5 separate regions of the Mus musculus genome follow, and regions 2, 3, 4 and 5 are each linked to region 1. Evidence: chromatin loops called from intact Hi-C (ENCODE). Cell type or tissue: heart. All regions are shown on one strand. Region 1 overlaps D430042O09Rik (RIKEN cDNA D430042O09 gene). Region 2 overlaps Gsg1l (GSG1-like). Region 3 holds the start of Gsg1l (GSG1-like). Region 4 overlaps D430042O09Rik (RIKEN cDNA D430042O09 gene). Region 5 overlaps Gsg1l (GSG1-like).

Evidence for each region. Peaks named below come from ENCODE experiments on the same cell type or tissue, not always from the same donor. Only the 100,000 strongest peaks of a DNase experiment are listed, where the experiment ranks them.
Region 2: it touches region 1 in a loop (2.3-fold over the local background); 2 of 42 quality-filtered maps call a loop at or near these places.
Region 3: it touches region 1 in a loop (8-fold over the local background); 15 of 42 quality-filtered maps call a loop at or near these places.
Region 4: a loop joins it to region 1, with 2.2 times the contacts of the local background. A loop is called at or near these places in 2 of 42 quality-filtered maps.
Region 5: a loop joins it to region 1, with 2.0 times the contacts of the local background. A loop is called at or near these places in 2 of 42 quality-filtered maps.

What each region holds. Positions count from the first base shown.
Region 1 is chr7:125,818,160-125,823,159 of GRCm38, forward strand. It overlaps D430042O09Rik (RIKEN cDNA D430042O09 gene), which reads left to right. Exons shown (of 28, transcript NM_001081022.2): 13 at 1,809-2,024. Among named protein-coding and RNA genes, the nearest start is that of D430042O09Rik, 110 kb to the left of the region's middle. In heart, a CTCF peak has its summit at 2,256 (motif pointing right); no DNase peak of the experiment used is centred here; H3K27ac peaks cover 1,872 bases.
Region 2 is chr7:125,929,917-125,934,916 of GRCm38, forward strand. The region is part of intron 3 of Gsg1l (GSG1-like); the gene reads right to left. Among named protein-coding and RNA genes, the nearest start is that of Gm51456, 20 kb to the right of the region's middle. In heart, no CTCF peak of the experiment used is centred here; no DNase peak of the experiment used is centred here; H3K4me3 peaks cover 1,392 bases; H3K27ac peaks cover 3,064 bases.
Region 3 is chr7:126,081,769-126,086,768 of GRCm38, forward strand. It overlaps Gsg1l (GSG1-like), which reads right to left and starts at 643. Exons shown (of 7, transcript NM_001101488.1): 1 at 92-643. The coding sequence starts at 410. In heart, CTCF peaks have their summits at 701 and 2,004 (motif pointing left); no DNase peak of the experiment used is centred here; H3K4me3 peaks cover 1,334 bases; H3K27ac peaks cover 1,546 bases; H3K27me3 peaks cover 3,813 bases.
Region 4 is chr7:125,746,316-125,751,315 of GRCm38, forward strand. The region is part of intron 2 of D430042O09Rik (RIKEN cDNA D430042O09 gene); the gene reads left to right. Among named protein-coding and RNA genes, the nearest start is that of D430042O09Rik, 41 kb to the left of the region's middle. In heart, CTCF peaks have their summits at 1,103 (motif pointing right) and 2,058 (motif pointing right); no DNase peak of the experiment used is centred here; H3K27ac peaks cover 1,180 bases.
Region 5 is chr7:126,019,617-126,024,616 of GRCm38, forward strand. It overlaps Gsg1l (GSG1-like), which reads right to left. Exons shown (of 7, transcript NM_001101488.1): 2 at 1,008-1,055. Among named protein-coding and RNA genes, the nearest start is that of Gsg1l, 60 kb to the right of the region's middle. In heart, no CTCF peak of the experiment used is centred here; no DNase peak of the experiment used is centred here; H3K27ac peaks cover 754 bases.

The DNA of each region.
Region 1 (5,000 bases):
GCTTCCTTGCTCCCCTTGAACCAGCAAACTTACTTGGCCACATAATACTCCACCAAGCTCAGGCTCAGGAGCCTACCAACACCAGAGTCAAGCTGGTCAGTTCTGCAAGCCTGGGACTCAGGCCCAGGGCAGCCAAGGACCTGGCCAGGGCCTTCACGCTGAGAAGGACAAGGGAGCGCTGGGATTTTACAGTTCAGGTAATCCAACCTGACGCTATTCTCCTGCCAGGAGCTCCAAGCTGACCTGTTCTTACATCACCACCCCCATCTCCATTCCCATTCTCCTTGTGTGGCAATCAGCTTGTCCAAGCCCATGCTGGGAGTGCTCACATGTCTCACTGGCTATTAATTAAAAAAATAAGTGGGGAACAGTTGCTGTTCATTTACTCAGCTCCCTGCTCACAGAACCGTTGCAGATACCGATGCTAATTAACAGAGGGCCCATGCGCGCAGGGAAACGCACCATTTCATGAGTGGCTGATCCGTGGTGACCAGTGCTACAGTTGGGCCCTGAGGGCCTCTAGGAAGCCATAGCACAGAGTTGCTCTTTATTGATGGCATTCACGCACACTGCCAGACCAGACAGCCTCACCAGGAAGGAGGGAGGCTTTAAAAATCAGTCAAGGAGAGCCAGGAATTGAGCCCATTTCGGCCTGAGCACACATGGGGCTGTGTGTGTGTGTGTGTGTGTGTGTGTGTTGGGGTCTTGCTTAACCCCCAGACTGGTACCTTACATAGGTAGTCGCATCCTGCTTTCCCCCGCCAGGCTGGGAATGTCAAGTGACTGGCCAAGTCAGGGGGACTTTGGTACATGCTGTCATACTACACTCGGTGCATACGCTGGCAGCTTAAGCAGCAGACTGATCTTTCTCATAGCTGCAAAGATGGCAAGTCCAAGGTCAAGGTATTGCCTGGCTGATTACTCCTTGCCTTGCAAGTGGCGGCTTCCTCAGTGGGCTTACATACTCAGTCTTTCCTGTGTGTGTTCCTGGGGCTTCAGATTTCCTCCTTTTATAAGGCCCCCAGACAGATGAGAAGGGGGCCCTCCCCAGCAGCCTCATTTGTTTTAATCACCTCTTAAAGGCCCTGACTGCAAACAGTCATACCTTGGGACCTGGCCATTAGGGTTTCAGCAGTGGGGTTTGGGGGAACCCAGGCCACCTGCCATCTTCAGATATTACAGCATGCCCTTGGGCCATGAATACTGCAGAAGGGCAAGAAGTGTATGTTCAGGCAGAATGCAGTCTTTTACAATATCTTTTTTTCATTTGAAGGCCTCATAGTGGGATACTTAGTAAGTATTGGTGGCGCAGTTATTGTATATATCCTTGTTTATTTTTCTGTATGAGGGCTAGAACTCAGGGCATTATGTATTCTAGGCAAGTGCTTTATCCTGAGCCACACCCAACCCAATCCCTATGTTTTACTTATAATTTTAAATACTTATGTTTTATTTACTGTGTGTGTGTGTGTGTGTGTGTGTGTGTGTGTGTGTGTGTGTGTAAGTTAGAGAACATCTTGCAGGTCAGTTCTCCTTTTCTACCATAGGTTTGGGTATCAAACTTGGGTTGTCATATTGGCAGCAACTATCTTTACCCACTGAGCCATCTCTCCAGTGCACTCCACTGTTTTAGACACTACAAATAGGAGCTCTTGCTAGCCTCACAAGAGCCACAGTGGGCAAGTGCTCTGGTTCTCTGCAGAGCCATGGTGGGGACTGAGGCATCATGAGGCTGGATGCTGGATGAAGGCCCTGGTGGGTAGAAACACTAAATTCAGGCTTGCTACCCTTTGGTATTTTCTCTTCAGGAAAAGTGGAAAGCAAGAGTAGATGAGATCGAAGATGCCATCTATGTGACTATGGAAATCCTGTCTAACTGGGGCAATGCATCATGGGTGGGTCTCACAGAAGTCCAGTTCTTTGATCTGAACAACATAAAGCTTTATGTCTCACCTCATGATGTGGACATCCGGAATGCAGTGTTGCCAGGCGAACTGGGGTGCCTTGTCAACAGGGACTTAGTGGTAAGTGATGGGTTACTGGGCTTGGTTCTGCCGTGTATTTTGGTGTGTGTTCTCTGCACCAATGAGGGTGTAGTTTTGGCTTGGGGAGGAATGCTGTCATCAACCCGTTTTTCTCTGGAGCCAAGTGAGGAGGCCTTTAGGAATGGTACCCTCTGAGACACCAGTGTGTTTCTTCCTGAGGTCTTGCCTAAATAGCTGCTCTATATCCTGCTGTGACTACTAAACATAGGCCACTAGGTGTCACTAAGGCCAGTGTCATTGTTTTATAGATAAAGAAACTAAATTGGAGATGGGCATGCAAGTGGCCAGGGTCACACAGAGGAAGCTTGTGGGACCAAGTTCACAAACTGCAGCCTGGTCTACACACTGTGCTCACAGCGCCTCAGGGGGCTTCTTCTTGAACCATGGCTCCATACCCAGCACACTTTGAATATATTTTCCTTTAGATAGTCAATAGAGGTTATTTTTATAAGCAAAGGTATTTTCCCTTGTTTCCATCTTTTGGCTAATTTTTGTGGGTTTTGTTTGTTTGCTTGTTTTTAAGACAAGCTCTTGCTATATTGCCTGGGCTGTCCATGAGCTCACTGTAGAGCCTAGAATAACTGTGAACTAACAGTCCAGTCCTCCTCCCTCTGAGTCCCTAGTTCTGGTGTCATAGGTACAAACCACGATGCTTGCTTCTTCACATCACTGTCAAGCTAGCAGCACATCTAGCTACATGGCCTCCTGTGCTGTGTCAGGCTCCACTCCAGATTACCTTGGAAGAGCCTGTGAACCGGAGAGCAGAGCAGAGCAGGGGAGGGGACAGGTCACAGGTGCTCTTCTGTACCTAAAGCCATGTCACAACCGGATGATGTATTCTCCTGCGCTGGTTGGCTGTTTTTCAACTTGACACAAGCTTGGGAAGAGGAACCTCAATTGAGAAAAATGCCTCCTTCAGTTTGGCCTCTAGGCAAGTCTGTGTGTATCTTGCTTAGTGATTGGTGTGGATGGGCTGGACCCTCCCTTGGGCAAGTAGTCCTAAGCAGTGTAAGAAAGCAGGCTGAGGAGGCCCTGGAGAACACACTGAAGGCCTCTGCTCCAGAGCTCCTGCACTGAGATGGATGATCAGGTCTTGTATATCATTCATATATATATATATATATATATATATATATATATACCCTTTCCTTCCCCAAGTGGGCTTTGATCAGTGTTGTATCAAAGCCACAGAAACCTAACTAGACCCCCCCCCCAATTAATATTGTTTCCTTAAAGTACTGAAAATGAAAAGAGCTGCTTCACACTCGGGCCTTACCTGGGGCCAGGTACAGCTCTGAGTGCTTCTTCTAAGATCTTAATGTCCCTAACTACAGACTGGAGATGCAGACAGACTGAGGTCCAAAGCCAGCTCACAGCCTCTGCCCACAGATGACTCCCTTAGCTTTGACTTGATTTCTTGTCTATCAGGGGAGCATGATACTGCATACCTAGTCAGTGCTGGAAGGGCCATGTAAACATGGACGGGGTGATCACATCAGGCCCTCAGTTAAAGAAGAAGCAGCTATTCTTAAAATCCTCAGCTGTTGCTCCTTCTGTATGATCTTAGAAGACTTACCTGCTATCTATGAGAGTCTGCTTTCTGCTCTCCTTAAAATAGGAGATGGGAGGTAAATTAATCCGTTAAAAACTTTAGATTTTCAGCAGTAGAAACTGAGTTTGGCTCACTTTAGCATATTTTTAAGATTTATTTTTATTTTATGTGTATGAGTATTTGCCTTTTCCCTGTATGTGTACCAAGTGTGTGCAGTGCCTGCACCAGATTCAGTGGAACTAGAGTAAGAGGTGTCCTGAACCACCATGTGGACACTAGGAACCAACCCCAGGTTTCTGCAAGAGCAACAGTGCTCTTAACCGCTCAAATATCTCTGCAGTCCCACTTGAGCATATATTTTTAAAGGACATTTGTTATAGTCAGGCAGCATAGTAGCAGGCATTTGTATTCAAGACGAGGCTGAGGCAGGAGGATCAGGTATTTGAGGCTATTCTTGCAGTACCTTGTCTCTCACTCAAAAATAAAGGAAAAAACAACAAACAAACACCCCAAGGCTTGGGTACCACCTAGTAGTAGTATATTTCTTATCTAGAATGACCTGGGTCCTATGTTCTATCTACAGCTCTACCAGAAAGGAAGGGCAAGAGGAAAGACTGGAGGAAGGGAGGGCAGCCAGGCATGTGATGGCACATGCTTTTAATCCCAGCACTCAGGAGGCAGAGGCAGGCTAATCTTTCAAAGTTAGAGGCCAGCCTGGTCTAGCAGTGGCCATCTGTACTAGAGAGGCTAAGACCCCAGTAGCTGCTTGGTCCATGCAACTGTTTGCCACAGTAGTCCCAGTTGGATACAGAGTGCCTAAAGAATTCCTAGAGGGCCAGGGGTCTTCTTCAGTCCTGCTGGAAGACTGCAGAACCTGTGCTCAGTGAAGGATGGAGGCAGCTTCAGGATATGCACTCATCAGCAAGAGCAATAGTGAGCTAATGAGAGAAGCAGGCAGGATGGCCTGATCCTCAGATTTCATTGTATCTTGGGACCCCACTTTGGGGAGAGTCTTTCTCTTCAGCTAATCCTTCCTAGAAGTACTCTCACAGAAAAATAACAGCAATTAACAGTTGCCTTTTGTCCCTGTGTGGATGGGGCCAACAGTACCCAGTCTGCCCCCTGCTTCCTTCTCCAGTACCCACCTCCATCAGCCCCATATCTCTGCTCACACTGATTCAAATCATCTATGTTTGGATTTCAGCCCAAGTATCACTTTCTCAGCAAGGCTTCCCTGCCTACCGGGTGGGGAACCCTGTCCCTCCTGCCCAGTCACTGTGGTGTCGTTTTTTATTCTCCTCAGAGCCTGTCTCACCAGAACACACACTCCTGTTCCTGGGCTTATCTGCCTCCCCCATTTAACTGATAGGCACTTCTTGTCTGTCCTTGGCCACACCATATCC
Region 2 (5,000 bases), 110 kb after region 1:
TACCCATGGACTGGCCAACCAGAGACCACAGGTGGCCATGACAGGCTCCCACTGGAGTATTGTGTGGGGATGGGTTCTCGGAGGGCATGGATTGAGAATAATTGAATTGGAAATGATGGAGGAAGCTCCAGGCTCAGGGTCTCAGAGTAGCAGGCAGGGGAGGGACTGTGCAAAAGGGTAGAGGTCAAAGTGGGAGATGGAGCTTCTGGTCTACCTCCTACTTAGATGATCAGGTAATAGCAGTAGGGTGGGGTGTGTGCATCTGGTGCACGAAAACTCAAGGCCAATCCTAGAAGCCAAACAGAAAGTGTCAAAACAGATGAGAGAGGGTCTTAGAATCCAGTAGCTAGCTGGCAACTGAGATGCTCTACCCAAAGGGTACAGGGGAACGGGAACTTGAGTAAGATTTGAGTTGAATGGTGTTGTGTGCTTTCCTGGGGAGATGGTTTCTAGTTGCCCATTCAGAGGGCATTGACCGACATAAGAAATGGTTTCCACCCAAGTCTGGGTTACTTTCAGGAGTGTGGGTGACTCTTGCACCAATGAGAAGCTCAGACAGCGTGGACAATGACCTTCTGATGCTGCAAGATGACCTCTGTTTCCCTGTCAACCTTCCACCCATCCCCACCCACTTTAACTCTTCCCCCCTCCCCTCAGGCCCTGTGTAATCAGGCCAGGCTTTATGTAAGTGGATGGCAAGAAAGTGGCTGGGACCTCAGGTGAGGCTCTCAGGATCTTCCTCCTCCCATGAGGAAACATGAACAGACCAGATCTTGTAAAGGTCTTCCTCAGATAACAACAGGCTCTGACCTCCATGACAAGCTCCCATTCTCTTCACCACAGAGCAAGGGTGAGTTAAGGTCACTAGCCATGAGTGAGGCTAGGCAGGCAAATGGGGCATCGGAGGCTGGAGGATGGAGGAGATGTGAAGTAGTCTTTCCAGATGTAGAAAAGTGCAGACAAACTGAAAGCATACAGGGTTTTCCAGCAAATTCTTTGGGTCCTGTGCTCATGAGTTAAAGCCAGCCCAGATAAGCGAGGCTAGGAGATGCAAGTGGAGAGAATGGTGGACCTGACCACTCAGGATTTGGCACACGGCATTTCCCAAATCCTGTTTTGTCCCATTGTGGGGGAGGGGAGGGAAAGGGCCGCTCCCTAGTCATCCCCGAGACCTAGCAGATCTGAACCCAGGTGACCCATTCTGAGGTCACACCCTCTGATCTTGAGACTGCCCCTGCACAGGGTGAGGTCTTGGGGCAGTGGCAGCGACCTAGTTTCCAGGCCTTGGCTACTTTGGCTCAGCTCTCTTTGCAGGGCTGAGTATCTTGCATGATTGCCATGCTCCGTTTAATGGCACGGTCGTAGAGGTAGCTGATTAATTAGCTTATAATAAGGTTTGTTATTAAAGATGTTATTAAAGTCTCGGTTATTACAGAGAACACTTGGGGAGCATTCGTGTCTAAATAAATATTCTTGCATACATTGGGAGGTGATCTAGAGCTGCTAGCAATCCCAGGAACCTGAGAACCAAGAAGAGCATTTAGGGACGCACTGGAGCTGGAAGCAGATTCAAGAGGGCAGGACGGGGGCAATGGCAAGCCCTGCTGGGGAACCTGGCGGGACACGCAGCCTGTCACTGAACCTGTACTGTCTGCCTGCTGGCTGCTAGACTTTTCCTTACCTTTCTTTTCTTTTCCTTTCCTTTTTTTTTTTAAATGGGAAATTAACTTTATTCATGGGCAGCCTCGAGTGCATTGCCAGGCAGGTCATCTTGAGATGAGAAAGCTGAGAGGCTACAGATGAAATTAAAATGTTCAAATCACGTGCTTATGGAGTAATGTAATAACGCAGCTGACGAGGGGGGTGGGGAGCAGAGCTGGAGGAGGGGGATGGGGAAAGTGGAGTGCATAGGGACTCCACTATGTGTGTGTGTGTGTGTGTGTGTGTGTCTCTGTGTGTGTGTGTGTGTTTGTGTGTGTGTTGATCTTGGTCTCGGTAACTTCTCCCCTCCACCCTTCCCTGGCTGGACTAATGAGTACCAGCACCAAGCACACACAGGGGTTCTATGGGGTACTGTTGGAGGAACACAGTAGGACTTTACCAATTTACCATCGCTGTGACTAACCTGAAACTTCCATCTGTATTTCATGGCCAAGGGACACTGACTCCCCAGTGTACAGCTGGGTTCACTCCCAGCCTCAGTTTCCCCTTTGTCATACAACCAAATTGATTTGTTAATTGTCCCCTCTGTTCTAAATGGCTCCTACAGCTCAGGGTCAGCCTGGAGAAAAAGCCTGTGACCAATGTCTCCTCCTCTATGGTCTGCCCTGAGCTCAGCCCAGTCTGTCCTGGTCAGCTGTGGACAGAGGGGCAGGACACTGTAGGGAGACTGCTCAGTAGTCTCACCCTTTTCCTTCCTGTCTCCCTTTCACTTTCCTACCCTCCCTCTCCCTCTAGTGCCTCTCCAGTAGCCAAGGCTGCCCTCCAACTCCTGATCCTCTGTCCATCCTCTGCCTCTAAAGTGCTAGGATCTCAGACTGCCATGCCTGGTTTGTTTGTTTGTTTGTTTGTTTGTTTGTAAAAGATGCTTCATAAGGCAAACTCACATGGCAGTGCCCCCCTTCACCCCCCACTCCTTGGCTTTTTCAACACAGACTCTCACTCTCTAGCCCAGGATGGCCTCAGTTACAGGCACGACCCACCCCAATGAGCAGTGTGCATCTTGCTATTCCTCTATACTCCAAGTAAGTATGCTTCAGAGTCCTTGGGGCTGGAAGCACCAGGCCTCTCCGAGCAGGAGGCATGGACTACGGGTGGATGTATGGGCTTGCCTCAAAATGGGATGGGGACGTCTGTGTCAAGGCAGTCAAAACAGGAGGTCCAGGGTTGTAGAGTGAGAAGCCCCTACAGTGGGTACCATCCAAGCTGAGGGTCTGAAAGGAGCAGGGGAGAGGCTAGGTTGCAGCTTCCAGGCAAAGTGGAGCTGAGATGGGGCTTGGGTAGGGCATGCCAGGAGTGAGAGATGCTGGAGGGGAAAATAGGATCCTTCATGGAAAGTTCGAAGCCATCGGGGGTTTGGACTTGATTCTGAGATCCTGTGAGGAAAGCATGGGGAATCATGTTCCTGCTGCAAGATATACTTGGCTTGTTTGTTTGGGTAGTGGTGGAACCCAGAGCTTCATGCATGACCCCACACTCTACCACTGAGCTGCACCCCAAGTCCAGATGTGCTTCTTAGAAGTCTCCTCTGACTGCCTAGTGGGGAAGGGATTAGAAGAAAAAGCAGGCTGGAAGCCAGCGGGGAGGGCTGCTGTCCTCTCTGGGGAGGTGGTCAGTCCCTTTGGGAACTGAGAAGCAGGAGGTGGACCAGACTGCCCTGGCAAGTCTCAGAAGTGGGGTACAGCAACAGGGAGGGTCAGAGCAACCAGAAGTAAATGAGGAGCAACTGGCCAGAGCGAGTAGCCTTCCCTGTTAGAGCCCTGGGAGCTGGGGTGGTTCAGCAGGGTTGTAGAAAAGGCTGCTCTGCACAAATCTGAGATACCCAGATGCCATCCCCATAGGGACCAATGTCTGGGGCAGAGGGGCAGAGGGCCAGAGAGACGGCCCTGCAGACCATCCCCATGCCTGTGCTGGCAGTGTTTAAAGCCGCCCAGACCTATTTTTAAAGAATGAGCTATTTTTAGCCTCTCTGTGGAGAACCCGCAGCCTCTCTTGGTAGCATATTTCAGAGTTGAGAAAGTTCCTTCTTACATATAACCTAAATCTTTCCAGCTCCAATTTGAGCTAATTTCTCGCTCTGCCCTCTGAGGATGAGGGCTCGAGCTGGCTGGCATCTTCTCCAGAGTGTGGCAATTAGTGGGACGCCCTCCACCCAGCCCGCTCAGCAGAGACTGTCGGCTCTCTCTGCCCTTCTCCACAGGTCTAATCTCAGACCACTTGAGTCATTAGCACTGCTCTTGTGTGGATCCTGCCTTTTAAAGTGAAGTGGCCCAAATCGGAGGTGGCATTTAACAGGGACCTTCCAATGTCACGCAGTGGGTTTCCTGGGCTCCCGGCAGCCTGTGCACTCCACCGACCCCCATCCAGCCTGAGGCTATGGAGGAGCTCAGGCTGTGCGGGTGAGGTCCACAGGGGTCCTGGGGGTCTCGGTGACTCAGGGTAAATATGTAGGGGGTGATTTTTAATATTAACAAATATGTCTCTCATCCAGTATCTCCTGGTAGCCCATGCCCTCCTCACTGGGCAGCTAGATATAAAACATTCATGGCCTCGGGGCTCAGCTGCAGGAGAGGCAGAAAACAAGAGGCAAATTGTGGCTTTGGGGATTTCAAAGGCCTGCACCAAGGAAACAGGACAGGCAGAATACATAATCAAACAGCTTTCTCCTCCACCAGGTAAAAGGAGGTAGAGGGATTGCGGAGTGGGGGGGGAGGAAACAGAAGGAAAGGGGGAGAGGGAAGAGAAGAGAAACTAAGACAAGGGAGGAGAAAGATGATGAATGAGAGGAGGAGAGAGAGGAGAGAGGAGGATGGGGCTAAGGAAAAGAGGGGGAGGAGCAAGGAGAAGAAAGAGGGGCACAGAGAGGAGGAGGTGGAGCAAAGGAGGCAATGGGGGAGGGGAAGAGATGACTAGGAGGCAGGAGAGGAGGAGGTGTGGGGAGGGAGTGCCAGAGAGCAGGGGAGAAAAGGATGGGGGCCAAGAGAATGTAGCATTGGTAGAGTCAGGGTTTCCGAAAGGCCTGGCTTCCCTTCAGGTACCTCCATTCCACCCCTCCCACAGTCAACCCCTCAGACACACATTCTCTAGTCAGGACCTCCCGGATCCTGTCTATTCTTGCATGTCTATCCCAGGAACTCACTGGCCAAAGCCATGGATACCAGGTGCCTCCAGGGGAAATGACCTCTGGTCCTTATCTCAAGAACCATGGCCTCAGAATCACTCCCGGGGGCTCTCGAACAGTGTGCAGTTCTAAAAGCATCTCCGGTCCATAGGCTGCAGCC
Region 3 (5,000 bases), 260 kb after region 1:
AGGGTGCGCGCGCGGGGGACCGGGACGCGCCACCTCCCCGGTCCGGGACCAGCGGGCGCGCGTCCCCGGGGAGCCCCGCGCCAGCACTCACCCGGGCCACCGAGCTCTTCCTCACACGAGTACCAGATGCCAGTGTGGAAACGGCGCAGCTGGAAGCGCTCGTCGCCCGCCTCCCAGCTGTAGGGCGCGCCGGCCGGGCTCGCGGCGACGGGGGCGGCTGTGCTGTTGGCCGTGGCGTTGGCGCCCGAGTTGGGGCAGTTGGCGCCGCCGCCCTGGCCGCAGCCAGGCTTGGGCACCCGTTGCGTGCCCTGGCACCAGTACGTGGTGAGGAAGGCGGTGGTGGCGAAGAGCAGCGCCAGCAGGTTCAAGGCCACGGCCAGGAGCGCTCGGCCGCGGCGGCTCGTCTTCATGCCGCCCGCGCCGCCCGCAGCTCCGCGCGAAGTTGGCAGCGGTGCCCGCGTCAGCGCCCGCCCCGGGGCTCAGGTGCCTGCGGTCGGCGACGGTGTTCGCGGCGCAGGCCCATGGCCCACGGCGGGGACGCGGGGCGACGAGGACGCGGGGCGACTGGGGCCGCAGAGTGGAGCCGACCAGCGCGCCCGGAGCCCGGAGCGCGAGTGCGCTTCGGCGAGCAGCCGCGGGCGCCTGGCAGCGGCCACGGCGCAGGGACGCGCGCCCCTCCGTGGGGAGACACCTGCAGGCGGCCGGCGACACTGTTCAGCGCCCGCCCGCGCGCGGAGAGGGGGCGCGCCACGCTGGGCGCGGGCGGGGGACAGATCCGCGCGGGAGTGGAGAGGGACAAGTGAGAGATCCCAGGCAAGACGCTCCCAAAGGAGCCTCACTCAAGGCAGGAGAAGACCTCTCACCCAGACCCACACAGCCCTGCCAGATAAGTGACAAGGCAGCTTCTGTGGGTCTTTAGACTGTCAGGGGCCTCTGCAAAGGCTGCAAGACCCATCTGGAGCTTAGGAAGGGATGGGGATGCAGAGCCTCAGCGTTTGAAAGGCTTGTCCCTGCTCACCCTTGCTATCTGAGACCAATTCCTATCCACAGGCTCTCTGTCACCACACAGGAGGGCAGAGAGCTTGCAAAGAGGCAGCCTGCACAAGGAAGCGAGCATAGGATGTGACAAACAGGGCTTCTCCACCCAGGCTATCCACACCAGAGACCCAGAACATGACTCAAGAGGCCACAAAAAGAACAGCAAGTCGTGGTCGCCAAAAGGTGGTGTCCTGCAGGTCTGCGAATGCTGAATGCTTAAGACTGGCCGGGCAGGGTTGGTTAACCATCCTGACTTTGCAGTCAGTTAAATCCAGGACTCGACCAGCTGTGTGACTTTGAACAAGACACTTGCTCTCTCTGACCCTCGATTTCTGTATCTATAAAAAGGAAAGAATGTGTTCCAGAGCCAGAGGTGGGGAAGGCATCTGGCACACAGTAGGCACTCAGTAAATGCTGACACTATTAGGAATATCTGGGCCAAGGAGTTGACGAAACTCAGACCTTTTTAGCATCTCTTTCTCAAACTAGGATTGCTCATCTGTGAGCACCCCCAACCCCACCTCTGCTCTAAGATGAAGCTACACCCTTCACTCTTCCCACTGCATGGGGCACAGTGCCTGGATGCCCAGGGTGTGCAACCATTAATTGCACATTGATTGCAGGAGCTAATTTGAATTCTGCCCAAGCCAAGAATGACTCCAGCCACCCCCAGCTTGCCGAGTGGCAGGCTTTGCAGAATTCAAGGTTAACAGATTACGAATTGCCTTACTCCTGTGGGTGAGCCCCACTCACTGCCAGCTGCTGCCACTCTGCCTGGGGGCAGGAGAGACTAAAGCAATGCTGGTGTGAGGACAGCCAGGGGAGCCCTGCACTTGCTTATCAGAGCTTCTTTCTGGCCCCAAACAAGGAGTTTCTAACTATTTTCAGGAGAACTTCTGGATTGCAATGGTGCATTCGAGTATTGGTTAATGTGAATGAACGACCACAAGGAATCTGCTGCCCTCAACAGGCATGCAATATGTATCATCTGAGCCTGTCCACGTTTAAATGCAGCCCTGGGGTGTGCACTGACGTGACACTTCCTTGGCCTTGAGACTCAGTTAGTATTCATGTGGCAAGGCACGTTTCTTTCAAGCTGGGAACCCTGTTCTGGGGCGGGAAGCGGGGAGGAGTTCAAAGCAAGGAGAGCCCAGAGGAAAAGTCTCAGGGACTACTCTTCTTAAGTAACACCCAGAGGAAGCAGAGACCCGCTGTGATATCCTGTCAGGGGTACCCAACCACCTGCTCACTGAGCAGCCACTGTATGCTCAGCTCAGGAAAGAAGAGAGAACATGAGTGACATTAATAAGACCAGCACAGGCTGCCTGTGCAGGGGTGAAGGGCAGGGAGGGGTAGATGTGGGCGGAGCTTGGAGGAAGGTGTCATAGGAAGGTGCATTGGAGCAAAGCCGGGAGACACCAGGAGGCTCTCTGCCAGGGAAAGAAAGTTCCTAGCAGGGGAACCAATGGCCAATGCAAAAACCTGACACCCTGGCGGGTTGGGGGTTGGAGGGAGGGAGCACAGCCTGAACAAGGGACAGCAAGGGAACAGCAGAGGACAGATCACAGAGGTCTGAGTCATGTGGGGCCTGCAGAGGGTCTGGGCAGAGTCCAATGATCTGGAGAAGACCCACTCCAGCTGCTAAGTGAATAAAGATGGCTGCTGATCAGCTAGGGGTAGGTAAGTGACACCAGGGGTTCAGGCAGGATCATCCAAAGGCCAAGAAAGCTCTGGGTTGTTTCTGTTTGCTTGCTTGCTCTAGGCAATGAAACCCAGGGTTGGATGGGACCCAGGGTCATGTCTGCTAGGCAAGTGCTGTACCACAGAGCCGCAACCAGTCCCTCCTGGGGTGATTTGAAAGGCAGACCCAGCATGATTTGTTTAAGGCAAAATGGAACACGGAATGTAAGGAGGTTTTCAGGGGCATCTGCAAGGTCAGGGGCTCATAGAGAAAAATTCAAATTGGGATTGATTTTGTGCTTGCTGAATGTTCTACCAGAGCTGATAGTAGAGACCAGTAGGAGGAGCTACCTTTCAGGTATGCCTTCCTGAAAACCCTCTCAATGTATCAGAAAGCCCTTTGGATACCATGGATATTTTCATACCAAATAATGGCAGAGCTGCATCCAGGCAGGGTGGCACACCCTGTAACCCCAGAAGTTGAGGCAGGAGGATTATGCGTTCCGGGGAATCCTGGGCTACATAATGAACTAACAGTCGTAGCTACATTGACCTTGGTAACAGACAAGGGTTGGGTATGGTTTAAGGAACTAGGAATTTGCACCCAAGACCTTGGTACTCACTTCATCCTACTGACGCAGCCAAGGCCGGCCAATAGGCTCCTGTCCCCAGCCCTCACCTGAGCTGCCCACCTCTGCACCTGCTGCAGAAGGTTCAGCCCCGTCTCACCTCGGCTTGCCCTGCGAACACCACCGGCTTCTGCTCACATCTCTGCTCACATCTCACTGTGGTTGCGGCTCTGTGGTACAGCACATGACAACACCAAACTCCTCTGTGGTCCCTGACTCTGCACATCCATCAAGCTGTTCCCACTGGAATGGCCTTGCCACCTCATCCTGAGTGTCCTTCCTACGATTGACCTCCACTCCTGCTGCCCTAGCAACTGCTGTCGCTCCCTCTCTGACCCCCAGTGTTAGTGAATTAATCTAAACGGTGAGGTTTATCTTCAGACCTGTTTCTCTGATGGGCCTGGGGCCCTCCAGATCCCCTACACTGGCAGCTAGCGGTTCAAATCCGGCCAGAAGCATGTTTGGTTTGGCTTGGATGAAGTTAGTACCATATGCGCCAACATTTCCTCATTGGCCACATTCAAGAATCCAAGATTTGCCATAAAAACGCAGGTTCTCGGCTTCTCTTACAAGATCAATTTACCTTCCAGCACTAGGCCTGCAACTGCGTCTGGCAGAAGTTTGTTGACACCCCTGTAGAGAAGCCAGAGCGACCACAGGGTCTCTACCTTCCCAGCACTTAGGGAGCTTGCCAGGCAACAGGTGCCTTTGAGTGTGAGACTCTCTCTCTCTCTCTCTCTCTCTCTCTCTCTCTCTCTCTCTCTCTCTCGGCGGGGGGGGGGGGGCACCAAGGTTCAAAGGTCAACCTCCAGTGTCATTCCTTAGGAGTGCCCACCTTGGTTTTTGAAACAGGGTCCCTCACTAGGACCTTGGGCTTTGGCTTAGGCTAGGCTGGCTGACCATCTCTGCCTCCTGAGCCCTGAGATCCTAAGTCTGCTCTGCCACGGCTGGGTTTTTAAGTGGGTGCTGATGTTGGGCCCTCACGTTTGTGTGGCAAACACTTTCCCATCTGAGCTACCGTCCCAGCCCTGACTCCCATGTTCAAGTGCAGGACAATGACTGCCCTCGGAAGGGGACGGTGGCTGGGACAGGCTGTGTGTTCAGCTCATGAAACCTCACTGGCTGTACAGCTGGGAATTGTACATTTGTTTTACATAAAAAAAAAATTTACCAGAAAAAATAGTTGCTATTAAAAATGAAAGTGGTACTTTTCAGGAAATACAAACACGCTTTGAAGGGGCATAATCCCCAGGGGACTTGGATTTCCACACTTCCTTGGAGTCAGCTGCTGTAAGCCGCCTCCTTCTAAGCTTCCTCATTCCTAACCCTGCAGAACAGAGCCCCCAAGCCTCTAGGCTCTCCTAATTATAGCAAGTGATTAGGCAGTTGCCAATTACTGGGGAAGTTTTTAAACAATCTCACAGTGTCCAAGCCAAAAGCCTACTTCATTCCCCTGCTCAAGACACCAGCACGGCCATGCTACTTGGGCAGGGTTTTTAGAAGAGGGAGGGGCCCAGAGCTCTGTACAATTAAAGCCTTCCCTCCCAGAGGGCAGAGTCTCCTGGGAGAAAGGAACGGGCCTCATTAGACAGTGATGGGCTGGAACTCCTCCTCCGCTCCGTTGTTTGCGCTGCCCAGTGTAAAATCCAGGCC
Region 4 (5,000 bases), 72 kb before region 1:
GTACTGTCTCTGCCTTTGGGGTTGAGCATCCATTAGGTAAGACCACAGGCAATGAACAGATATTTACAGTGAGACTCACCAGACTGGAAGGAAGGGGTTGGCATAAGACTGGGGTCATAGGGAACAGCCTAGAAGAATTTCTTGGTCAAGCAAGCTCACACCCCCTGCAGAGGGATTCAAGGTAGAGGTGGCAGCAAGGGCAGCAGTTTGGAGACTAGACTTCCCTGAAAAAATAGCCAGAAGGATATATGGCTCATGGGATTTAGTGGGAAGATGGAAACGAAGCCTATGGAGAGTGCTGACAGCACACTGCTGACATTTATCTCTACCTCCACTCTGTAGCCTGATGCCTGGCTATAGGAAAAGCACAGGGAACAGTGGTAGGGTTAATAGGAACCCCTCGCCCATTTCTCCCTGCTTTTGAGGCCTGGTGGTGGCTCCAGGGTGACACCAGCTCAAGCAGCCATGTCTGCTGGGCTAGGAGTGACTAGAATTGTTTTCTGATAGAGCCCCTTATCTGGGAAAGGGTTGGGGTGTAAATAGGCAGGTGGAGACTAAGATTGGAGGCTAGAGAGGGACATTGCCACCTTGCTCATCTTTTTCCCATCAGGTCCAGGGATCATTCCAGCAGGACTGCAAAGCTGCAGCAGGTGAACTATAAAAGTTTCTCTCAGTCATTCTCACAATAATGAAGGGCAGGGATACAAACATAGTATCCTTACTTGGCAGTCGAAGTCTATGTACAGTGCATGCCTGAGTCCCCTCCCTGCAAGCACTGCTGGGAGCTTTAACCTCAACTGCAGGTCCTTATCAACTCAGGACTGGGTACCAGCAGGTCAAGTCTGTCAAACCCTCTAACAGCTTCTTGGCCACCTCAGCCTAAGCCATGGGCTTCCTTGTGAGCTGCCTGGAGGCCTGAGTCTGGCTTTGTCTGATCTGGCCACCTGCTGCCTCCCACTACCTGGTCCACATACCTTCAAGGTCAACTCTATGGTTTATAGGTCATCTCACTTAAAGAGCTCTTCATTTTCAAGAAATATTTTTTTTAATTATTTTACAGTATATGTCTGTGTGAGGGGTTATCCACACAAGTGCAATGCCCTTAGAGACCAGAAGAGGGCATTGGATTCGCCGGTGGTTGTGAACTGCCTAATATGGGTGCTGAGAGTTGATCTTAAGTACTCTGGAAGAGACTATACTGCCACAGAGCCACCTCTCCAGCTTCCACGAAGGCCTTCTTGAACCACTGGCAGAAACAGCACCCCCGCTGGCCAGCGCACCTGCTCACTGCTTCCTTCCCCTGAACTGTGAGCTCCAACTGCTGTTGTTCCGTCCCAATACCTTAGATGCACACCAGACCAACGTAGGTGCTTGAAGAACAGTGAAGGATGCATGGGTTTGTTAATGGGAGTTACCCCACCCTGCATGGGTATGTGTGTGTGAGGTGGGAGGGAGGGAGTCCTGCCTAGAGGGTCCTCAGGTACAGTCCTGTTTAAGCAAGTCTGTATTTACACCTGTGGTTGCCTGCTGTTTATGGGGGGGGGGGGTGCTTATATTTTCCACTTACAGCTCTGATAGAAGTTTCCTTTTAAATTAAACTCACTGAAGGTTTTAAAATTCTCTGTCTTCACCAGACTTGAAAGTAATTTATAATCCATAGGATAATTTTACAAGAGAATTTTTCTGAGAATAAAAAGAAATAAATGTAATTTTTTTCTATCAGATGTGGGTTGAAAAGGATTCTTCAGGTGGCTACAGGGAGGAATTCTTTTTTTTTTTTTTTTCCCATAAAAATACAGTATCCTGAGGCATCGAGTCCAGGGGATTCCAGCCTGGATTCCAGGTCTGCATGGGGACTATAAACCCTGAAGCCACATATGAAATCTCCAGATCTGGTTATCAGGTAGTTGTGGTGCATAGCCAGGAGGGAATGGTAGCCTGAGATATCAAACACTACCCCAAGGTCTCCCTTTATTTAGTTGCCTTGGGGAGTCTTTGTATCCATCTGCCCCAGGGCAGGAAAATCCGTTTGCATTTTGTTGTTTTGTTTCATACTACCTCTAGGGGGCAGTCTCAGCTGCTGCTTTAGGTCTTCATTGTTCTGCTTCTGTTTGCAGCACAGGCATATTGGGTATAGAGGAGTTTTGAGGGAAAGTGTCCATCAGATGGGTTAGCAAATGTGGTTGAAACAGGCTTAGAGTTTTGACATTCAGCTGATATGCACGGAGGAGTCAGCACTCAACACTAGGACATGACAGAATCTCCAGCGACACAGAGATGTTGGACCTGGGTGGGTTGTGAGGTAGAGTTTTACTGTAAGGCACATGTAGTCATCCTTATTGTGGGCATATGAACATTGAGAGCATTTGATCACAAGCTTCAGGGTGCATCTTAGTACTAGTGTACTTGCCTAGTATGTGAGGCCCTACGCTTGGTTACTAGCATCATCAAAAACCAAAAGCAAAGCAATCCAAACCAAAAATCTTCATTAAAGTGTTGCTTAATCCTCTACTGAATGCTCATCAGAACCCTTCCTTCACCATGGCGCAGACTTTGGGAGACCATTAGCTCTTCTGCCATACTGTCTAGATCTCTAGAACTCTACCAGTTAATAGTTACACAGTCCAAACTGGCTTGAATAAAGAAAGGAGCGTAGCTGGGCACGGTGGCCCAGGCCTGGAATGCCAGCTGTCAGAGGCAGAGGTAAAAGGATCAGGGCCAGTCTGAGTCCCAGAGCAAGTTCCAGGTCATTCTGGGCTAGAGCAAGATCCCACCCTGCAAAAAAAAAGGGGGGGGGGAGGAAGAAGAGAAGGGTGCCATGTGCTGTCTTATTAATAAAAATAAAAGCTACCCAAAGTGATAGAGTGGTAACTCCGCCAATGAGGCTAGGAGACAGAATACTTGAAGTTCTGTAAAAATTAGATCTGGTACTGCTCTGGTTTCAGGCGTCCACCGGTAGGTAGGAACTTATCCCCCTGGGTAGAGGGCACCTTACTGTGTGTTATATTTTGAGCCTGGAGCTGGTGGCTTAGAGAGTATGTGAGAGGAGTGGGGCTGTGAAAATCCTCTAAGACCCAAGGCCTGGCCACATCCTCTGAGGCACTTCTGGTCCCCTTTGCTGCTGCATTTATACATTTTATAATGATTATGTGTCTCCCTTTTGGGCCCCAGGTACCTTTGGGCCAGTGCAGGTTGTACACTCTTCCCAGAAGAACCCTTTGCACATCACTTATGGGGATGTTTCCAGAAGCCCCCGCAGGGATCTGATTGGTGTGTGCCTATTGAATGGTTACAGTGCAATGCTCCTGTGGCACAGTGGCAAAGGGTACAATTCACATGGTTCACATGGTACATACTGTAAATGGTACCTGTGCAATGCAGCCATCATGGCAAGTCATCGGTGTATCTACAGGGCTGGCTTCCATTAAGTCTTGGTTATGGGGCAAAATGGCTCAGTAGGTTAAAAGCTTTGCCTCACAAGCCTGGAGTTCAACCCTCTAAACCCACATTAAAAAAAAAAAAATGGATGGAGAGAATCAGCTCTGTTTAGTTGTCCTCTAGACTCCATTCATGTGCTGTGGCATGTGTGCTATACACATTCATTGTGCACACAGACACAATAAGAGATCTAAACCCCTAGTGTGTATGTAAGGGTGCCCCCACACACACACCCATAGCAAGTACCCAGCAAATGTTGGTGGGAAACAGAGGATGAACTTGACCCTTTTTAGACTTTTCATCCCTTTGTTGCTGGCTTAGGTGTTTATCCCTTCACTTCCGAAATAAGGAAGTGGAATGTGGAATGTGCATTAAGATGTCTGCCTTTTGTTTCTGTAACAGAGCACCTGAGACTGGATGGCTTAGAAAGAAAGAAGCTTATGTGGCTCTGGGTTCTAGAGGCTCGGAAGTCCAGGGCATGACAGCAACTTCAGGCAAGGGACACCATAACATTGTGGAAAGTGGAAAGATGAGCAAGCAAGCATGTGGACGCAGGGACAAGCAGAGGGGCCTCCTGGTCCTGTAACAGTCTAGTTTCTCAAAAGTGATCCAGTCTCACAAGAACTCATTCACTCCCGTGATTACTAGCCCATTGTTGGAGCGGTACTAATCCCTTCGCTAGGTGCAACTCTTGTGGACTACACACTTCCCCCCTTCTCCCTCCTCAACACCATTGCGGTGGGAAGCAAATCTCAGCCAGAGTTTTGGAAGGGACAGATCACATCAGAACCTAACAACCTCATGTCTGGAGGCAGCATTGTGATTTGGAGCCAGGCCTGGACTCCAAGACCCAGGCTCAGAGGCAGACTCACAGGCCAGGACTGAGGGAAAGCTGAGCTAGTGGAGAGTCTTGCTTATTCAAGTATGGCTCACAGACTGGTTAGAAATTAATACAGGGCTTCCTAGCCATTCCTGAATCAAACCTTCCTGCCATCACAATCCCCAGGGGACTAGCATTTGAGAAGCAGGGGCTGGGAGAAGTGAGCTGTCTGGATGGCCTTGGTCTATGTGGCATCTGCCTCTTGGTGGGTAAGAACAGATACATTCCAGAAAGGGTCTGAGGGCATCCTGGCACACACTTAGATCTCTTTGAAGTATGTATTTCTTCTAAGAATGCCACCAAATGTTTCCTTCATTCAATACCATAATCTATTAGTGGTCACTTTAATATTTCAAAATGGTTATGTAAATTGCAATGGAGTTGCTGGTGTCTGGGAATAGGCACAGCATGAATTTCCTTGTCTCTTAAGTAGGGCGATAATAACCATCTCAAGAACTGCTACAAACATCAAAAAAGAAGGCTGGGTGGAATAACTCCTCCCAGAGTTGGGATGCTACAAGGATCTCTCCCAGTGTTGAGGTCTCTCCTGTACTTTCCTGCCTGCAGGGAGGTGCCAGACTCAGCCCCAGAGACGCAAGGAACCTCTTGAGGCAGCTCAGGAAACCAGAGAGTTCTACCAGTTTCTAAAGTTTCTTCTAATTTCATAATGACACCCTTTGTT
Region 5 (5,000 bases), 200 kb after region 1:
CTCATAAACATTTTGATATATGCCATCTGACGGTCCTCGGCGCGGCCACCAAGCCCTAAAAGTCAAACTGCACCACCAGTAAAATAGATGACGTTCACTCTTGGGGGCCCTCAGTCCCCATAAAGAAAGCAAGGGAGGTTTGAGCCCTCTAGAAGAGAACAGCCAACCTGCCCACACTGTACACAGACACATGCTACTTATAGAGGGCACCACATGGAAACACCATTGCCGGTGTGCCCCGGGGCACAACCACCAGTACACATGGGTGTTCTGGTGCCTACATGCTCACACTGAATGTATCTGCAGAACTCACCCACCATGCTAAGGAAACGTGCACATAGAATCCTGCTCAGGCAAGCCTACACTGGACTCAAGGTCCTGTCTTAAAAGCCCAGCTCTGAAATTTGGGTGATATAATCTCTCTGGGATGTTTCCCCATCATCAGTGCAGAGGGACAGACCCTTCATCAGGAGGTCGATAGCGGTCTTGGCTGACAACGCTGGACCCTGACAATTAGTATCCAAGCCCCTGGCAACCACCATTCCCGTCTGTGAGAGATGCTGGCTTGCCACAGCGATTCCTACTAATCTCTGGTTGAAGACAGACACAGATCCTGCTGGCTCAACCAAGTGCCTCAGGATCAGACATGTGCACAAACAGGAAATGTCTCCAGGGAACCTGAAGAGGCAGAGGAAACAGTCTCTCCCTGCAGCTGGACACTCGCTCCTTCCTGCCTACAGAAGGGCACTGAGTTTCTTGTCCCTTGTCCCTCAGTCTCCCCAAGGTGGCTTGCTGGAACTTTCTAAGGTAATGACAGGTCTATGAGGTAGGACCATGACCCAGCCAAGGCACTCTTCCTCCACTGGCCTCCTCACTTTGTCCTCTGCACCCAGAGACAGACAGTGCTATGTGACAGGAAGCCTCATAGGTACAAGAGAGAAACCCCAGGCTCTGACAAGCCACCAGGGTAGGGCAGGTCCCCAGGGAGGGCAGAGCTAACTACTTACCTTTCTCTGACGCTGGAGCCAGGTCAATGAAGCTGCGACATTTCTCACCTGGGGAAAGAAAAAAAAAGGTTTCAGAGTGAGAAAACACAACTTCCCAGTTTGCCTGTCCCCCTCCAAGAGACCCAGAAGTAACACTGCCCCCAACCTGACCCACAAGGCATCTTCCTTAGCTGTGATTCCAAGCAGCCCTGTTTTATGCCAGGAGCTTGGGGTCGGGGGGGACCAGCTCCCATCCCTGGCCAAGTCAGAGGCCTGAGCTCCTCTGCCTTCTGTCCTGCCTTTCCTTCTAACCTCCACCCCTACCAGGCTGTGCCTCCTATTCTCTTCTGTCCTTTCTGTATGCTGACCACATGAAGCGCACACACTGATCATGTGAAGCACAAGTGTGTATGCACACACACACACACACACACACACACACACACACACCTTTGATATCTCATTTTAAAAAAAAGTGGACCCAGGGAGACACTGGCCTGTCCAGGCTCTCCACACCCTTTCTGACTCCGTCACTCTCGTCTGTCTGGAGCCTCCATAGTCCTCAGACAATGTTCCCTGAAGTTCTTCTAGCTCCTGAGCTTCCTGGAAGCCACATGACAATGACAAGGCCAGGAATGCAGTGGTGGCAGAGGGGATAAGGAAGGCAAGGCCTGGTCACATTGGGTCTTGAACGTCCTTCCAGAAATTTCTCTCTTCTCTAATTTGTGTCACTCCTGCCCCCAATGCATCAGGCCACACACAGGCAGGTAGACACCATGGCCGTGGCTCAGGCAGGCTTGCTTTCACCCCTGTGCTTTGCACTGGGAGGCTCGACCCTTAGCTCCCTTTACAGATGAAGACCACGAGGCTCTGAGATGCTGAGCCACAAGCCTGGGTCAAACAGCCAAACAGCGCTGCTGAGATTATCATCAACATTATAAAGAGAGATGTGTTGACAAGCAAGAACATTCTGGAAGGGAGCGATAAGAAGAAAGGGCTGGCCTGGTGGCAGAGCAACAAGCAGGCATAAGGACCTGGGCTCAAGTTCAATGACACTGCCCCTCGAGAAGGAAAATTGAATTTTTTTGTTAGATTTTGAGTAAATTGTTTTAAACTTTCTTTAATGATATATTTCCCCCAAAGCTGTAGGGAGGTAAGTGGGATGTTCAAACTCAGGCCAGACCTGCAGCATACAGATTAGATCCCAGGTTCTTTGTTTGTTTCATGACCTCCTTCCTACATAGAAAAGAAAACTAAGGACGGAAATCATGTCACCCAGCTATAGTGACAGATGCCTGTAGTCCCAGCAGGAGGCTGAGGTAGGAAGATCATGACTCTGAAGACAGCCCAAGCTGCACAGTGAGACCCTAACTAGGATGCTCCCTCCTAGTTATACATCCTAGTTAGGATTAATACTGCTATGATTAACACCATGACCAAAAACAGCCTGGGGAGGAAAGGGTTTATCACATTTGCCCTTCCATATCATATTCCACCATCAAAAGCTGTCAGAGCAGGAACTCAAGCAGGGCGGGAACCTGGAGGCAGGAGCTGGTGTAAAGCCACGGAGGTGTGCTGCTTACTGGCTTGCTGCCCTTGGCTTTCTCAGCCTGCTTATAGAACCTAGGACCATCAGCTCAGGGGTGGCACCAATTACGATGGGCTGGATGCTCCAACATTAAACACTGTAGTGGTTTAAATACGAATGTCCCCCAAAGGCCCACAGGGAGTGACACTATTAGGAAATGTGGCCTTGTTGGAGGAGGTATGTCACTGGGAGGTGAGCTTTGAGGTTTCAGAAGCTCAAGCCAGGCCTAGTGGCTAATTGTCCTTTCCTGCTGCCTGAGGATCCAGATATAGAGCTCTCAGATCCCTCTCCAGCCCCATGTCTGCCTGCACACCACCATGCTTCCCGTTATGATGATAATGGACTAAACCTCTGAACTGTAAGCCAGCCCCAGTTAAATATAAGAGTTGCTGTGGTCATGGGGTCTCTTCACATCAATAAAACCCTAATACAATCACTAATCAAGAAAACGTAGGCTTATCTACAGCACAGTCTTATGGAGGCACTTTCTCAATTGAAGTTCCCTCCTCTCAGATGACTCTAGCTTGTATCCAGTTGACATGAAACTAGCCAGCACAGTCTGAAAATGTTGTATTTTACAACCTTATTGGTATAAAGATGAGTGTGTTAAGCATCAAGCACTTTACCCATTTCAGAGTTTAACCTTTTTTCCTGATTTTAAAAGAAATTAAAACATCTGCATGGCCTATGAGAATGTGGTGGCCCTTGGTTCTCCCCTGGTTCTGAAGAGGGCAGGCTCCCAGCACCAGCTCTGGTTCCAGTTCCAGGACATATTTAAGGATTACACACCAGGGGTTTGCTGTCTCTTCCCTTTAAACAATGTTTGCTGAAGGTATAATTCATGTGGCCCGGGATTCACTGTTTTAAGGCAAGTTAACATTTTCCCATGTACCCCAGTACTGTCACAAGTCTCGGCAACAATCCCCATGATTGAGTTTATACATTTTCATTGTCCCAAAAAGAAACCCTGTACCTATGAGAAGCCCACCCCCTTCTCCACCCCTCCCATCCCTAGGCTATGACAAGTCTATTTTCTGCCTCCAGTTGTGGCCTTCTGTGACTGGCTTCTCTCTCTCTCTCTCTCTCTCTCTCTCTCTCTCTCTCTCTCTCTCTCTCTCTCTCTCTCTTTCAGTATCATGGCTCTAAGATGTCTGCAGTATACAGTATATCACCACTCCAATGATTTTTTTTGTTTGGTTTTTTTTTTTTTTTCAGTATAAAGAATCACATCTCTTTATTTTGCTTTCTGCAGCTTCAGTGACATGTGGTCAGCCACAGTCTCAAAGTAATAAATGGAAAATTCTACAAATAAAAAACTCACCCCACACCTCATCCCTTTGAGTGATGAAGTCACACATCTACAGTGTCTCTTGTCTGTTCCTCTGTAGCCTCTTTGCTATCTGATGAGCATCATGGTGTCACAATGATTGTATCTGGGTGACCCTCATGTTACTCAACGAGAGCCCCAAGTGTAAGATTAAAGGTGCAGAAGATGTGGAGGGACAGATAGCTCACGGACTGTGGGCAGTGCTTCAGGGCCAGGAGGGAGACTGGCTCACATGTGGCCATGCTCTGTGGGAGGGTCCCAGCTCCACTGTGTCTTGGACCACATGCCCTGAAGATACGGCAGATAGCGCTGGTGCTGCACTTCAGCAATCCACTCTCTGTTCGTGGTATTCAGATGTGTGTCCCTTCTGAGGACATTTGCCAGTGTTCATGGACAAGTTTTTTCAGACACGTTCTTGTTTCTCTGGGGCATTCTCTGGGAATAAAAATGTGGGTCATGACCTCCTAAGCAGCTGGGCCATCCTTCCTCCCACCCACAGTGGTAAAATCTAAAATTTCCCAACTTGAAGTTATCTGAACTACTGAGAGATACCTAAATAGATATAAAGAAGCAGATTCTAGGTATAGAAAGATAGATGACACATACATAGCTGATATATGGATGGCAGACCAATAGGTGATAGGTATAGATAAGTGATAGATATATGATAGATACATACATGATAGAAGCATATGATGTAATAAAGAGCTCACACTATAATGAAGACCCACTTATTGCATATTCATCCTGCGTGGTTTGAGATGATACCTAAGAAGGCTTGCCTAACTTGTCTCATGGTGATTCACCTCTTCAGTCTCTTGTACCTTTCACACTGAGCTAGGATTGACCTCATGTCTGTGTATGAAGGGGTCTGCTTGGGCATACGGGTTCCCAGCCATACCTGTACCCCTCCTGAAGATGGCTTCTCAACACTGGGTCCTCTCTTTCACAGTGTCAGTTCAGGCTTCACCTCACCGCCCCCCCCCCCCGTTTGTATGCAGCTTCTCTATGAGACTGCCATTATTACAGCCCCATATTGTCTATGTAGCTTTGTAGCATGTTTTGAAACTAGAAATTCTGGGTTTAGAACTTGTTTTGA